2 separate regions of the Homo sapiens genome follow, and region 2 is linked to region 1. The links are chromatin contacts, found by Hi-C in ENCODE. All regions are on one chromosome and are shown on one strand. Each heading gives the region's core, a stretch centred on a gene start or an enhancer-like site at or near the end of the contact. The rest is flanking DNA. Distances are from core to core; before and after follow the strand shown.

Evidence for each region. Hi-C counts contacts between places; a loop is a spot of excess contacts on that map. Pooled maps may share reads with other maps.
Region 2: a map with no recorded cell type shows a loop between it and region 1 (8-fold over the local background). The contact joins the promoter of CEP78 here to the enhancer-like site in region 1. A Hi-C loop is called at or near these places in 1 of 168 maps with a recorded cell type or tissue (tibial artery), 1 of 37 single-sample maps with no recorded cell type and 2 of 50 pooled maps.

Annotation. Positions count from the first base shown.
Region 1 is chr9:76,560,466-76,565,536 of GRCh38, forward strand. LOC105376093 (a long non-coding RNA gene) reads left to right here. Exons shown (of 3, transcript XR_007061584.1): 1 at 1-400; 2 at 3,913-4,147. Among named protein-coding and RNA genes, the nearest start is that of GCNT1, 100 kb to the left of the region's middle. Within about 2 kb of position 2,051, at least 5 of the 41 ENCODE cell types and tissues checked have a DNase peak (open chromatin) inside an H3K27ac peak, as active enhancers do.
Region 2 is chr9:78,233,487-78,238,557 of GRCh38, forward strand. CEP78 (centrosomal protein 78) reads left to right here and starts at 2,589. Exons shown (of 17, transcript NM_001330691.3): 1 at 2,589-3,117. The coding sequence starts at 2,865. RefSeq lists an enhancer at 2,318-2,987 and a silencer at 2,613-2,982.

The sequences.
Region 1 (5,071 bases), core at 801-3,300:
CTCCTAGGTTCAATAATCCACAAGTCTGCAACTCATAGTGCATATATCCAGGAGTTTTCTGGAGGAATGCCAGGCATGGCTGAAACAGCAATCTTTTGACCATAACTACTGGGGGGGGAAAGCAGCCCTTGCTGTAATCATCGTTCATAAAAACTCTGGAATTTACTTGCACAAAGAGCTCATTGAGAGCTGACAGTTCTGCTACAGCCATTCCTTTCTTTCCAAGGAGGAAGCATCAGAAAAATGAGTGGCCCAGCTTGTGCCATTTCTGCAAAGGGAGTGTTCAAAAGTCGGTGCCTTGGGTATCAGCAGGCTTGGCTTCCCAAATGGGTGGAGGTAGCAGTGTGGTCCTGGGGAGAGTGCCCGAGACTCGAGTCAGGGCCTAACTCTGCCAACTGAGGTGAGTCACTGAGCCATGCAGGGCCTCTATGTCCTTGTCTTGGAAATGGACATGGGAAAACAGTAGCACCTCATTTACAGGAGGCTCGTGTTAAATCAGCCAAGAAGATGGAGATTAAATTGTTGTATAAGTCAGAATCTCTTTACCAGTGCTAGTCGCTGTTATTATTTCATTAAGGCATGGTTAGAGTTGCCATTTTAGCAGTTTTACAAAAGACTTCCCTCTCACCCCACCCTCAAAAGTCTTCCCCGTAGTGCCAGGATTTCTGTCAACAGAAAAGCAATCTTTCTTTATCCTATTTATCCTCTTCTTGTTTGGACTCTTTTAAAATGCAAGCACCTCCCCAAAGGCATAATACATCAAAGTAATTCATACTAACACAGATGTGGCTTCTTGAATGCTTTGTTTCTCTCAGGAGGGATCAGGTGGTTAAGGATGGATAATGAAGAAAAAAAAGATTACTAAAAAGCTAGGAAAAGTCATTTTAAAAAGGAGGAATGCCCACAGAATAACAGAATTGCCTTAGCCTTGCAGAATTAAAAGATTAATGGTTTTTGAAGTGAAATGTAGGCAGGTTCCTTTTATATAAAATAGAAAAAAATCAAAGCTATAGTGGGAGTCTCAGAGTCTCACCCACCATCTCAGCCTCACGCTGATCCCTCTACAGCCCACAGGCCTCTCTGTGGAATCCCAGGGCTCTGAGAACAGTTTGAAAACCACTGCTGGCTTACCCTCCACATTGCAGAGGCAAAATGACCTCCAGGAAGAGAGATGGAAACAGCCACTCTTCTAATCAAGTGCTGGTGGCCCTACATAAGAACAAACTAATAATAATCAACATTTATTGAGATCTTACTAATCCAACGCTCTTTGGCTAAATCATATGCATTATCTGATTTAATCTCCAAAACAACCGTATGGGGTAGGTACTAATTTCCCTCCCATTTTACAGATGAGGAAACTGAGGCTTAGAGAGGGTAGGAAAGTCAGACTGAAGCCAGCTACTCCCTTCTGTCATATTGTTTTTGAAGAAAACTTTTATTTGTCCCTCTCTGCCCCTTGGCACCACAGATGTGATCTAGAATTTCTGTAGAACATATATTTAGATTTCAGTACAAACATACATTGTTTTTAGCCTGGATTGATATTTTAGAAGAGGAAGGAAGAATTTGAATTAAAATAGAAAGTTCTTTTGTGGGTGTAACAAGTGAGTGAGCATACAGGCTTAGGCACATGATGAGGTTCTATTTTCCCCCTATGTTGCCAACTCTGGGTCATTATTATTTTCTTTTCAAACCTAGCTTAAGCTTACTGAGTAAATGAAGAGGGGGAAAGTTGACATACTGCAAATAACAAAATACCCCACTTTAAAATCTGAAATTCATAGCTGGACCTGGTGGCACGTGCCTGTAATTCCAGTTACCCAGGAGGCTAAGGCAGGAGAATCACTTGAACCTGGGAGGTGAAGGTTGCAGTGAGCTGAGATCATGCCACTGCACTCCAGCCTAGGGGACAGAGTGAGACTCTGTCTCAAAAATAAAATGAAATAAAATAAAATAAAATCTGAAATTCCGATGGAAGAATTACTCTGCAAAGCAAAACAACATTAAGTGCTGTTACTGCAAAAAAAGAAAACAAATCTGAAACTAAGCTCATCATGGAAACTTTTAAGTGAACTCTAAAAGAGAGAAAGAGAAGGAAAGAAACCCAATGAATAAGGGCATTCTTCTTTCAGTTTAAATGTGCCAGAGAGAAGTGAAAAATACTTGATTCTCTCACTGGCAGGAACAGATAACCATTTTTGTATTAGTCACCAGCAAAGTCATCATTTACTTGGTTTTAACAGCTTCAGAATTATGAAATAGTAGTATTTCAAGACTCTGAACATTCTGCTTCAAGATGAGCCAGCCTCTCTTAGAGATAGAAAGATGAAAAAAATGGGGCAACTGACAGGCAGGCAGCTCATGCTGGTTTTTGAGTTATTTGTCTCATTCTTGTCTATTTGCAAGAGCTTGTTGCATGTTACAGACACTGACCCTTGGCTTTGGCATGACACATTTTTTTGAACTTTTTTTGTCAGTTGATTTTGTACCTGGCACATTTTTCAGATAAGGGATTTGTATCTGTTTATGTTCAAATATTTCTGTTTTTTTTTTCTCTTAAGTTTGTGGGATTCCAGTCTCTGTTAAGAAGGTATGCCTCATCTCTAGTTTGTACATACTCTAGGTTTTCTTACATGATTTTTTTGTTTTAGTTTGCATTTGAGACTTCATTCTTTTCTTTTCTTTTTTAAAATAGAGATAGGATCTAGCTCTGTTGCCCAGGCTACAGTGCAGTGGCCCAAACATAGCTCACTGCAGCCTCAAACTCCTGGGCTCAAGCAATCCTCCTGTCTCAGAAAGTAGGTGGGACTACAGGCACATGTCACGATGCTTGGCTACATTTAAATTTTTTTGTAGAGATGGGGGTCTCACTATGCAGCCTGGACTGGTCTTGAACTCCTAGCCTCAAGTAATCCTCCCGCCTCGGCCTCCCAAAGTGCTGGGATTGCAGGCTTGAGTCACTGTGCCCAGCTCTGAGCCTTCATTCTTTATGTAATTTATACCATTTTGTATTGTGTGAGACAGAGGTCTACTTTTATTCTCTTTTTGTGACTTGGTAGTTGTGTTAGCATCACTTATTAAGTAACCCATTCTTTTTTCCTTGAGTTGAAATAACACTTTTGTCAAGTGTTAAATTCACACCTGCATGGTGTGGAAGGGACTTGAAAAGGTCCTTCCCTTCTGGGACCCTCACCCCTAGTGGCTTTGATGCCCATCAGAAGATCAGCTGAGGCCAGGCGCAGTGGCTCACGCCTGTAATCCCAGGACTTTGGGAGGCTGAGGCGGGTGGATCACAAGGTCAGGAGATCGAGACCATCCTGGCTAACACGGTGAAACCCCATCTCTACTAAAAATACAGAAAATTAGCCAGCCGTGGTGGCAGGCACCTGTAGTCCCAGCTACTCGGGAGGCTGAGGTAGGAAAATGGCATGAGCCCGGGAGGCGGAGCTTGCAGTGAGCCGAGAACACACCACTGCACTCTAGCCTGGGCGACAGAGTGAGACTCCGTCAAAAAAAAAAATTCACACATATATTGAGATATCTTTCTGGATTCTCTATTCTGTTCTACTAACCTATTTATCCCTCCAAAGTACTATGTAGATTTTATCATAATGCCTTTTAAGGTGCCCTCCCCACTTACTGTTCTTTTCCCTATCTTCTTGGCTATTCTTGGGCATTTATTGTTCCATAACAATATTAAAAATCTTATTGGTGTTTGTGTTAGACTGATAATGTGCCCCCTTCAATCCTTATGATATGACCACTTCCCAGTCCATTGAACCTGTGAATGTTACGTTATATGGCAAAAAGGACTTTGTAGATGTGATTAAAGCTAATTATTTTGAGATGGGGATGTGATCCCAAATTATTCCATGGATTCTAAGTAATCACAAAAAATCCTTATAACAGGGACAAGGGGAGTCAGAGGCAGAAGAGAAGGTGTTGTGATGACAGAAGCAGAGATCTGAGTGACTCACTTTGAAGATGGAGGAAGAGGTCACAGGCCAAGTGATACAGATGCCAGGAGAAGCTGAAAACAGGAGGAAATGGATTCTTCCCTCAGAGCTTCTGGAAAAGATCAGTCTTGCTGATAACTTGACTTTAGCCCACTGAAACTGATTTTGAACTTTTGACTTCCAGAACTGTAAGAGAATAATTTTGTGTTATTTCAGTTACTAAGTTAGTGGCAATTTGTTATAGCAGGAATAGGAAATTAATACAGTGCTGAAGTAGAAGTTATGTTGCATTTATATATTAGTTTCCTGAAAACTGACACTTTTATAGTATTTGTTTTCCCATTCAAGAACATAGTTTCCTTTCTTTTGTTCAGACTCTGTTTTACTTTTTTCAATAAAATTGTGTGTGTATGTGTGTGTGTCCCCATATGGGATTTGCTTTTTCTTGCTATATTTATTCTGAAATATTTTATGTTTTACCATTGTTGTGAAGGAAATATTTTTCCATGTTTCTACTTCTATGTACTTATTGTTAAGATATAGAAAAAGCTGACCGGGCACAGTGGCTCACACCTGTAATCCCAGCACTTTGGGGGGCCGAGGCGAGGTTAGTTAGAGACCAGCCTGGCCAACATGGTGAAACCCCATCTCTACCAAAAAATACAAAAATTAGCTGGGCATGGTGGCATGTGCCTATAGTCTCAACTACTTGGGAGGTTGAGGTGGGAGAATTGCTTGAACCCAGGAGGCAGAGGTTGTAGTGAGCAGAGATCATGTCACTGTACTCCAGCCTGGGCAAACCCTGTCTCATAAAAAATAAAATAAAATAAAATATATGGAAAAAGCTATTAATTTAAAAATATTTATTGTTTATCCAACTGTGTTAACAAATTCTCTTAGTATTTTATTTCCTGTAGTAGCTTTTTACCAGTCACTTGAGTGGTTTTTTGTTTTTGCTTTTGTTTTAACGATCACACCATGAGAAAAACAAAGTGTTTTATTCTTGTTTTCGAATGTTAGTCAATTATTTAATATTGCTGTGTTAATGTGATTGAGATCTCTTCCAAGCCAATGTTTAGTCATGATGATGGTGAGCATTCCCGTGTAGTTTC
Region 2 (5,071 bases), core at 1,339-3,838, 1.7 Mb after region 1:
GAAGAGATTATCAGGCAAGCCTTGAAAGAAATCTTGCCACACTAAAAATAAGTAAGCACAGGAAACATAAATTTTAAATGAATATGTTAAATGATTATTAATATGAGGAAGACTTCTCTGAGCTGCATTCATAGGCAGTGGCTACAGGGTGCTGGCAATAGCTTGCGGGGATAATAGGGAAGAATGTTCCTACAATTAGTCATTAGTTAGCACTTTCTCTGTGCTAACACTGTGCTAGGCATAGGGAATGTAAGCATGAATGAGACATGGTTCTTGCCTTCAAAGGGCTTTCAGACTCTGGAAGGAAAACCATCTAAAAAGATGTTTATCATTGGATGTTCTAAGTGTTATGCTACAGGGATGTCAGGGAGCACAGCAGTGAGGTGCTAAACAAGCAAGGGAGGAGAGATGAGGGTTAGAGAGAAACAGGCTTTCTAGGGAAGGTGCCCCAAACCAAGGCTGGGAAAAGAATGGAAGTTAGCCGACTAAATAAAGGAGCAGCCTATGAAAAGACCCAGACAGCAACAATAGGACATCAGAAAGTTCAAGCAGTTCTGTGTATCTAGAGAAGACATGCCAGGAAGAATGTAGCAAGGAGAGAGACAACAGAGATAGTCAAATTATGAAGGAGCTTGTATGTCAAGCTACGTGACATAGATCTGACACTGAGGGCAGTGAGAAATCTTGGCTTTCTAGGGGGCAATTTAATGGATGAAGAGATCTATCTGTGTTAGAAGTAATCTGCCTAGAGTGGGGAAGTTAAGGCTGAGCAGAAGACAAGAACACCCAGAGAAACTGTAAAATGTCAGAAGGGGTGAAAGCTGAGGGTAGAAACCTGACGAACAGCAATATTTAGAGTGGATATGCAAGAGAAGCCAAAGAATGAGACTGAGAAGAAGAAATTCGAGAGGTAAAGAAAAAGAAATCAGGTGGCTTCATGGGAAACAGGGAGGAGGGAGCTTTAAAAAGGTAATGGACACTACATTAATTGATGCTGGAGACTAGAAAGAAAATGGATAGAGCAACAAAGAAATCGTAAAGTTGGAAACAATTTAAATTACCATCAACAGAAAAACAGACACATTACTGTATGTTTCTACATGGAACTCCCATATAACAACAGGGAAAATAAATGAATATCTCTATATGTCAACACGGATGGACCTAGTAAAGGTAACGATAAGTAAAGTAGGAAAAGAAAATATAGAATGTTATATACTGCTTACTTACATATGTAGCAGAAATATAAAGACATACATTGCAACGATGAATACCAAGTTCAGAAGAGCAGTTATCTCAGAGTCAGAGAGTAGTCGTGATTGGGAAGGTGGTTACACAAAGCTCTTCAACAGGAATGGTAATGTTTCATTTATTAAGCTGGTTTATGAATATACAAGCGTTTACTATATTAAGATTTGAGCATGTCGCACATAAAAATAATTGGTGACCATATCTCCGGAATTTTAGAGACGCCTGCATATGTGTGTTGGAAGTAAGTTGGAGTATCCGGAATGCAGTGGGTGGAACAGGAATGCAATAAACACAATGTCTAAGGCTCTACCGGAGGACTATCATTGCTCTAGCAATTGCATACCAATAGAAGGAGAGGTCAATTATCTGGATTCTTCCACTTAGCTTCCACTTAACTTCCCCGTTCCTCAGTTTCCCCTTTTGTAAAGTAGAATATAATAGTATATTCCTTGAGATGTTAGGAGAATGAAATGATTTCATACTTAAACATTGCTTAAAATAATCCCGAGGACATTATTTCAAATAAGTACTAGTTACAAGGGAGTTAGCCAACATCATCGTCAGTACAAAACAAACTGATTCACAGCAAACACAATAAAGTCCTGAATTCATGAAACACTCTTCAATTTGCCAGGAACCGTGTGAGATATGCAGAAACTACAGAAATTAAGGCTTATTTGTAGATATTAACACAGACATAAAAGATTTAATGACCGCAGTTCACGTTCAATCAGCCGTTCCCACATCCCTTGAGTGCAGTCTCTGTGCTGGCTGGACACTGCAAGCACAGACACATTCCTCAGATGTTTAGACTTTTTTTAAAAGTGCGTTGTTACATCCACATTTCACTTTTTATTTTCTTTCTTTTTTTGAGACGGAGTTTCGCTCTTGTCGCCCAGGCTGGAGTGCAATGGCAAGATCTCGGCTCACTGCAGCCTCCGCCTCCCGGGTTCTAGCGATTTTCCTTCCTCAGCTGGGATTACAGGCGAGTAGCTGGGATTACAGGCGCCCGCCACCATGCCCGGCTAATGTTTGTATTTTTAATTGAGACGGGGTTTCGCCATGTTGGCCAGGCTGGTCTCGAACTCCTGACCCCAGGTGATCCGCTCGCCCCCGCCTCACACAGTGCTGGGATTACAGGCGTGGGCCACCGCGCCCGACCACACATTTCACTTTTATTCGGATCGATCAGTAAACTCTTTCGCAAACCCTCAAACTCTCCCGACCACTATCTCAGGTAGCAGCGAACTCACCCGTCCTCAGGAGGCGGGACCTGCGTGCCGACGCACAGCGAGCACGTTGACGTCTTGGCGCACCGTTCCACGGCACCGCCCACCGGCTTGAATCCCGGCGCCTCAGAGGACTATGAGGCGGGCGCCAACTGCTTGGGCCGCAGGGCGGGAGGCAGCGCGGGAGTGGGGCGTTGAGGGGCCGGCCTAGCTTGGGGCTCTGGCCTTGCGTCTTCCGACCGAATCACCGCTCCTGAGCCCGGTGCGGGGCTGCCGCTATCGCCTGGCCGTGGGTGCCGGAGCGGCCGGGTTGCGACTCAGCGTTCTTGGGTGGGCGCGGGCGGCGTCTCCGCGGCGGGCATCCCCCGAGGCCGCCCTCGGGCCATGATCGACTCCGTGAAGCTGCGCCGCGACAGCGCGGCGGACTTCTTCTCCCACTACGAGTACCTGTGCGCGCTGCAGAACTCGGTGCCGCTGCCCGCCGTGCGCGCCTGTCTCCGGGAGGGCGTGCTGGATTTCAACGCCGACCGCCTCCGCGGGGTGGACTGGGCGCCTCTGCTGAGCACCCTCAAGATCAATAAAGACCTGCCCTTGGTCTCCATCAAGAGCTTCTTCCAGCCCTGGCTGGGGGACACAGGTTTGTAGTTCCCGCCTCCAGGGCCCCTCAGTCGGTGCGGCGAAGTGGGTTTTTAGGTGAGTGGTGTCCATTGTCGGGGTATGTGTGCAATAGAAGGGGTGTGCGGCCTGGACACTCACGAGCTAGGTGAGTGGCTTAAGGTCTCTAGGGCTTCAGTGTGCTCATCCGTAACATGGGCTTAATAACGAGACCCAGGTTATGTGCGCCTTCGCAAGGATTCCCTGCGCTGCTGATGCCTGCAGAGCTCTTAGCACAGTTTGGGACATCATTAAACATTTGACAGATGTTACCTATTTTATTGAATGACTTTGATTTGCCTGATAGAGAACTAAGCAGGTAGGAAATTAATACATGTCAGCCTTTGTCTTTTTTTTTTTTTTTTTTTTTTTTTTTTTGAGACACTGTTTCACTCTGTCGCCCAGGCTGGAATGCAGTGGCAAGATCTCGGCTCACTGCAACCTCCGCCTCCCGGGTTCAAGTGATTCTCCTGCCTCAACCTCCCGAGTAGCTGGGATTACAGGCGCGCGCCACCATGCCCGGCTAATTTTTGTATTTTTAGTAGAGATGGGGTTTCACCATGTTAGCCAGGCTGGTCTCGAACTCCTGACCTCAGGTGATCCGCCCGCTTCGGCCTTCCAAAGTGCTGGGATTACAGGCATGAGCCACCGCGCCCGGCCTGTCTTCATTTTTTAAGGTGTATATAAGAAGTTTGTAAAGTGCTTTACAAATACAAGCCATTTGTAAATGTATAGTGGTATAATTAGGGATCCAGACTCTCTGATTATTCGGAAAATATGTTAGGTCAACTATGATATATGACAAAATGCTGTTATTCCTTTGAGCACTTAGCATTTTCTACATAATGGAGGCAGCTTCCTATAGACGCTAGCTAGGTAACAGGAAGGAACAGTTTGTGCAAAAGTTTTGGAAATAGGAGAGAGTATGCAAGCTGAGTTACAGGACTGGAATTTAGGTTTGAGAAAGAGCAGAGAGAGTTGAGGCTGGAAACCTTGTGGGGGCCAAACAGGGAGGGTCCTCGTTTGTCCTGTCATAGAGTTGGATGTTTATCCTGAAGGTTTTGGGAAACCGCTGTAGGATGATGAGATGGAATTTCCGTAGGAGCTCAGTCTAGCCTCCATATGGAAGACAAATTAAAATTGGAAGGATGGTGAATTGTAATCTAATGGCCCAAACTAAGGTATAGAAAAGAAGGGCTGGGGCCGGGCACCGTGGCTTATGCCTGTAATCCCAGCACTTTGGGAGGCCAAGGCGGGGGGGTGTGGATCACCTGAGGTCAGGAGTTCGAGACCAGGCTCACCAACATGGTGAAACCCCATCTGTACTAAAAATACAAAAAAAAAAAAAAAAAAAATTAGCCGGGCGTGGTGGCGGGCACCTGTAATCCCAGCTACTTGGGAGGCTGAGGCACGAGAGTTGCTTGAACCCAGAAGGTGGAGGTCGCAGTGAGCTGAGATTGCACCGTTGCACTCCAGCCTGGGCAACAAGAGCAAAACTCTGTCTCAAAAAAAAAAAAAAAGAAGGGTAGGATTTCAGATATCTAAGAGAATGGATGGGCGTGGTGACTAGTTAGAAGAGGGGGGCAGCAAGTATGGGTGACAGTTTACAGCAGCGTCTGTAAGTGAAACACAGCAGCGTCTTTCCATGACACAGCCGAGTTAACTCGAATGAGATTGGGGGTGGGAGGAGGATCTCAGTTTGTCTTTAATGTTTTAAGAGGGGCCTGTGGGGCATCCAAATGTGTCTGCTAGGCAGATCTGGGCCCAAGATTTAGGCTTTGTGGGAGGACAGGTATTTGAAGGCATGGGAGGGACCTAGATTACCCACAAAGAAGATCCAGATAATTGTAGGTCTGAAAGGTGTTTTTTAAGTGGATATGGACGTGAACATGTTTATAAGCTGAGAGAAAGAGGGAGGGTGTGCGATCTGGGAGAGG